2 separate regions of the Mus musculus genome follow, and region 1 is linked to region 2. Evidence: chromatin loops called from intact Hi-C (ENCODE). Cell type or tissue: left cerebral cortex. All regions are shown on one strand. Each heading gives the region's core, and the rest is flanking DNA. Links, peaks and the distances in the headings are about the cores only.

Region 1 (2,804 bases), core at 128-2,627, 120 kb before region 2:
GAAGAGCTGTAATTTTTATCATTGAACATTTTAGAGATGGTGGGGTGGGGGAGGCACAGAGAGGTTAAGTAAGTTCCCTATGGTCCCACAGCCAGGTAACAGCCAGAGACAGGCTCAAACCTAGTAACAGCCAGAGACAGATTGAATCACTCTGACCTCAAAGTATGTTTTACCCCTTCAAGGTACATGAGATTCTCAATGTAGAAAGCTTGCAACCCTCAGAAAAGTCCCAACTTCAAAATAGTTGCCCAGCACGGGGACAAACAATCGAAGTAGGACAGCCACAAGAAGTGAGGGCTAGAGCGAGCCTTTAGGATACCTAGGCAAGCTTCAAAGAGCAAGCCTGAGTTCAACAGCGCTAGAAAGAACAGCGCAGGCAACAACAGCCAAGAGGGAGCAGACTATAAGCTATGCTGCTCTTTTCTCTCACAGTCCACATGGCGACAGACACCACCAGAGCCTCGGGACCAAGGAAGAATCCTTACGTGTGCACAGCTTGGAAAGGACACAGACACACACATGCAATCTCCCATAGGAGCATTGTCTTTAAATGGAAAAGATAACCTGAAATACACTCTGAGCTTGCAGAACACACATACACACTGGGGCTGGAGTGACTGAACCAACACTTGAGCCCTGTCAGTGGTAAGAGGAGGAAACCTACTGCCCTGGCAGTTCCTGACTTTCAGTTCCTATTTAAAATGTCTGAATTGGGAGCATCGACAGGCTCCCAAATTAGCTTTTTAAATAGAAGCTGAGAGTTAAAGGAAAAGCGGCCGCGTCATGGGGGAAAAGCAAGTGAAAAATCCCGGCCAGGCTGGTCCAGAGGCAGAGGGGGGAAGGAGTCAACAGGCATGGCTAGGGAGATTCTAGGAGGAAATGGAGGGTACCCAGCATCTCCTGGACAGTGTCTCCTCCAGTGGCTTGAACCTAAGCCAGGTACCTTCTTTCTCCTCACCATCCAGCCTCAAGGAGAACTGTAAACAAAACCCACAGTGGCCTGAACTAGAAATCCAAGTCTCCCTTACTTTTCTTGAGATACTGGAGACAAAAAAAAAAAAAAAAAGAGAGAGAGAGAGAGAGAGAGAGAGAGAAAGAGAGAGAGAGAGCAGTTCACAGGCACTGCACTTAGATTGCCAAGTATGAGCATCTGAGGATCGGGATTGGAGGATGTGGGGCAGGGTGTGAGTGTCCTGTCTCCACAAATGGCTTACAAAGTCCCAGAGACCACAAGCTGTCACATTAGTAGACCACTCCAAGAGTCTAGTGGTGTTCCCTCCCTGACAGTTTGGGGGGCTCGATCCTGGAAGTACCTTTATGTTGCTGAACAATGGCAATGCCGTACAGGAAATTCAAACTTCGACAGAAATAAGATATTATATTTTCACTGCTCCAAAACTGGACAGAAGGTGTTAGATCAAAGGAAAATGTCACTACTGGGACCAGGCTTCTCAGAGACAGAGAACCTTCTCTCAGGAGTCAATTCAACTGAGATTTAAAAAACAAAAAAACAAAACAAAACCCCACCACCACTAGCAGTAGCAACAACAACAAAAACCTCTCCCAAATAGAGGAGGGAGGGAGAATCCTCGCCAGGGCCTTCCCTGAATTCTTCCAGGGTTGGCCAGGGAGTGGCAGTGTTGTTAATCATTAGTACTGTATGCAAATGAGTATGCAAATCTCACGGGGTTCTTGGACTCTGGGCAAATGTTAATGGGGTCCACACCCACCTCTTGAAGGGCCAATTGTACACCTTTCATACTGACAAACTTAAAGGAGCTTTGGTTAGGGTAAGTGAGCCTATGAAAAAGAAGCTCAGAAGTACTGGAGGCCCAGAGTAGCTGAGACCTCAATAACTACTCCTCGACTTGCACTTCTGGAACAGGATCGGTTTGCCACAAACCAGAAACCCTATTCTTGACTCACGCCTTCACCCTCTCCGCACATTTCTCTTTCCTCTGCTTTTGTGTTTCAGCACACACCTTTCCATACTCAGAGCTGCCATCTCTCAAGCCAAGGCGTTCCGGTCCGGGCAGAGGCACGAAGCTGCTTGCTTCGCGATCTCCAGGCTCGGGAGTCCCAGCACCCAGGCCGGAGACACAGGGAAAGCCGGCCACGGTTTGGCTTAGCAGCCAGGACTGGGCTCTACTCTGCTGCCGCGATGGTCCTGGGACTCTCAGCTGGATCCTATGCTCCCGTGGTTGTCCCACTCCTCACGCTGGGTCCGAGTACTAAGCAATAGATAACTCTGGGCTCTGGAAAGGATCCAGGGCCTGGGCCCGCTTTGGAAAGATAGAGAAATGAGAGTTCCTAAATCCCCAGTCTTAATTCTGGGTATTCGTGGTGGGGTATTGGAGCGAATCCTGACCTTCTGGCCATGTGTCAGAGGTCACTCCTGAACGACAGTGGCTCTTACGCGGAGATAAAGGCAGTTTGTCTTCCGTGGGATCTTCCCAGCTTTGGCAAACACACCTGACTGTTCAGGGTCAGCCTGTAAGCTTGCGCGGCGACCAGCTGCACCTCACTAGGTGACCAAGGAGAGGAGTTAGTTGCTCTACCGCGTGGACAGTGAATGGGAAACAGACAGCCAGTTAAGTGTACACACCCCACGCGCATACACGCCAGCGCTCCCTACCACCTCTTCCTAAGTCCCCAGCCACACACGCCCCCGAACTCACGATCACGCCGCACGCCCGGCTCCTCCCCCACCCCCAAGCCAAGCTCACCTTGCCACGCTCGCCCCATGCCCACCCTCGCCGGCACACGCGCTCACACTCGCGTCCGCACACTCCACTACCACCTCC
Region 2 (2,804 bases), core at 199-2,698:
CATAAACTAAGAGTGTTGAAGAAAATGTTTTGGTGGAGTTCTAATCATTCCTGGATGTAGAGGAACTTAAAATTTAAACCTACTTCTGGATAACTTCACTGTAGATTGATGATACTCAAACAAACGTTTAATATCTGCACTTAGTGGTATAGACCTCTAATCCTAGCTAATCAGGAAGTTAAGGCAGGAGGATCTCAGTAAAAGGGCTGACTAAGCTACAGGGTGATCTCAAGGTCAACCTGGACAATATAGTAAGACATAGCTCAAAATTTAAAGAAGGCCATTTCTTACCATGCACAAAACCTCTGTTCAGTCCTTAGTACAAAAGAAAGGAGAAAAAAAAATTTAAGTGCCTCACATAGTCCATGGCACTCAATTGGGAGTTCACTATGAGGTTTTCTGTTTGTTTAAAATAAACCAGGATACCTCTTCCTCTGCAATAGAAAGAATTTCAGGGTCATTTCTCCGAGGATAGGGTCCTGTCTAAAACATCACTGCATCCCCCAGAGTATTTAGCACAGCACCTAGCACAGGGCAGATACGTTTCTAAATGTGTTCAAATGAATGAGTGGACAAATGGTGGAACTCGGAGGCAGGGTCTCAGTCAGTCCTCTAAGGTGTGGAGCCATTCACATTCCACATGAAAACAGAAAAGATGGCCCTGGAGCCAGACCTAGCAAGAGGAAGGACCAGGAATGCATCTGGACATCTCAGAGACTCCCTGTTCCCTCCCTGTCTAGACAAGGACCACAGCCCGTCTCTGCTGGGTCCCTTTCACTTCTCTTTCTCTCCTCCTGCCTCCTGTTTTAGGAGTGTCTGGGCAGAAGGAAGAGAGCAAAATCAGAGACTTTCTCTACTCCCTAGTTGGTCTGAAAATAGTAACTAATTCAAAAATCACTTTTCTTTAGCCTCAGAATAGGTGTCATGAGTGTTTAGAAGAGAATTGAGCCTGCATGGTTTTATTTTGCTTGGGCTAGGGTTTAAAAATCCACTCACAATTACTGGCTTTCAAGCAACTGAAATCAGTCTAGGCAGCTTGGAAGAAGAAATGTTAGTCAGGGTGGGGGAATTTCATTAGATGTAAAATTCTTCCCTGAGGAGGCCTAGGAAGTGAATGGGCCGCACACAGGCCAGCTCCAGAAACAGCCACGGAGCAGTAATGAATGTTTCATAAGCACTCGGGAAATTCGTGTGGCTTGGTTGCTTTGGGCCGCTGCCCACCGAAGCCCATGGATTTGTCCTGTATCGTTTACCAGCAGGGTTTGGAACTGACAATGTGCTATGTTGAAAGGCTTTGTTTTGCAGGTGAGGCTGGCAAATAAAGGGCCTTGCCCGTAGGTCCCACTTAAGTTGGAGAAGAGATCTGTGAGCCTGGTTCACTCTGAAATATCAGCTTAATGCTCTTAGATCTTGGACTATAAGTTTGGCCCAAGGAGAAAGCAAACATTTGCCTGCTTCTGGACTAGATTAATGGTGTCTTCCCTAAAACTGTGTGTTGCTTACCTTCCCACTGTCTCTGTCTCTGCTACCTGGATCCCAGACTTAGAAGCCCAATAGCAGACAAGCCCCGTTTTTCCGCTGCCTCCAAGAGCATCCATCAGCTGCAATTTCATGTTGAATGGGGCTGTGAGGAACTTCAAGGCCGAGATTATTACATTTTGTACATTACACTTCTGCCAGAGAGCTAAAAATACCCTCCTGGTGGTTGCTAAGTGCAGGTCTAATGGTTTTCCTTAGAGGAAAGAATGGAATTTTAGTTTCTCTGAATCTGGAAGCCCTGTGTCCAGGGAAATGAAGACAAGGAAATTGTCAGAGAAGGTTTGAGCGTATCCCTGGGGTTTTGGGGGGGAGGAGCTGAGGAACAACCCCAGAATTCATTTTTCCCAGGTGTCAGGAAACATCTCTGGGGACCATTGTCCTCACAGGGCCTTGATCCCCAAAAGGCAAATGGAAGTTGCTGTAGCTGCCTCAAAGAAAGTCCCTGATCAGCAGGCACCCTCCCCAGAGAGCTGATTGTCTGAACTTCCATTTTGGAAGCCTCTCTTTCACTTGTGTCTGAATAGCAGTTCTCAGTGCAACAGCTGCAGCCTAGGTGTTCTAAGGGAAATAGAATGGCTTGGGGAAACTTTGGAGGGTCTTGGGGAAACTCACCTGCCTTGCTAGAGACACGAAGATCTAGAATGTCTTTTAACCAGTAAATTCAACAGACTTCCTAAGTGGATAGCCACCCCCACACTGCCTGCCTCCCCACAGCTGCCCCAGCCTTCTCTCTGACTATAAACAAAAACGTTTGATTTATTATTGAACCAATACATCAGAACTCCTAAATCTGTGTAGGAGGTTTTCGGTCCTCTGAGCGGTCCTCTCAGGAATGCACACGTTCTGGCTATTGCCATCTCCTAGAACAGCTTCACGCCCTTTCTCTGAAAAAGAAAATGTCTAGTCCTCAGGTCACTGCAGCCCACGTTGCCCCTCTGGAACCAGAATGTCTCACTGGGATGTTTGATTCATTTGCTGGAGGCCGTTGCCATGGTTTCATCCTCCTGATTACCTTGGACATTGACATGCATGTGAATGTGTCTTCTCTGGCACAGGGCAGTGAGTGGCCCTGGGACTGACTGAGGATTCGTTAAGTGGCAGGCCACGCTTAGCCCAGAGCAAGGCATAGAAAGCAGTGTTTTAGCATCTGCACAAAGGACCGGACCTGGGGGCTAGTGAGATGGACTATTCATATATGACTGTCGGTGAAAGCCGGACTGAGAATTGAGAGCTTAGAAAGAGAAAGAGTACATGTGATGGGGATG

What was found. Peaks named below come from ENCODE experiments on the same cell type or tissue, not always from the same donor. Only the 100,000 strongest peaks of a DNase experiment are listed, where the experiment ranks them.
Region 1: a loop joins it to region 2, with 4 times the contacts of the local background. A loop is called at or near these places in 2 of 42 quality-filtered maps.

Annotation. Positions count from the first base shown.
Region 1 is chr3:105,449,147-105,451,950 of GRCm38, forward strand. It overlaps Kcnd3os (potassium voltage-gated channel, Shal-related family, member 3, opposite strand), which reads right to left. Exons shown (of 4, transcript NR_040759.1): 2 at 2,369-2,524; 3 at 1,983-2,282. Kcnd3 (potassium voltage-gated channel, Shal-related family, member 3) reads left to right here and starts at 2,744. Exons shown (of 8, transcript NM_019931.2): 1 at 2,744-2,804. In left cerebral cortex, for the core only: a CTCF peak has its summit at 1,629; DNase peaks (open chromatin) are centred at 1,761 and 2,079; H3K4me3 peaks cover 1,127 bases; H3K27ac peaks cover 729 bases.
Region 2 is chr3:105,566,012-105,568,815 of GRCm38, forward strand. The region is part of intron 2 of Kcnd3 (potassium voltage-gated channel, Shal-related family, member 3); the gene reads left to right. Among named protein-coding and RNA genes, the nearest start is that of Kcnd3os, 110 kb to the left of the region's middle. In left cerebral cortex, for the core only: a CTCF peak has its summit at 1,705; DNase peaks (open chromatin) are centred at 1,191, 1,609, 1,971 and 2,406; H3K27ac peaks cover 2,154 bases.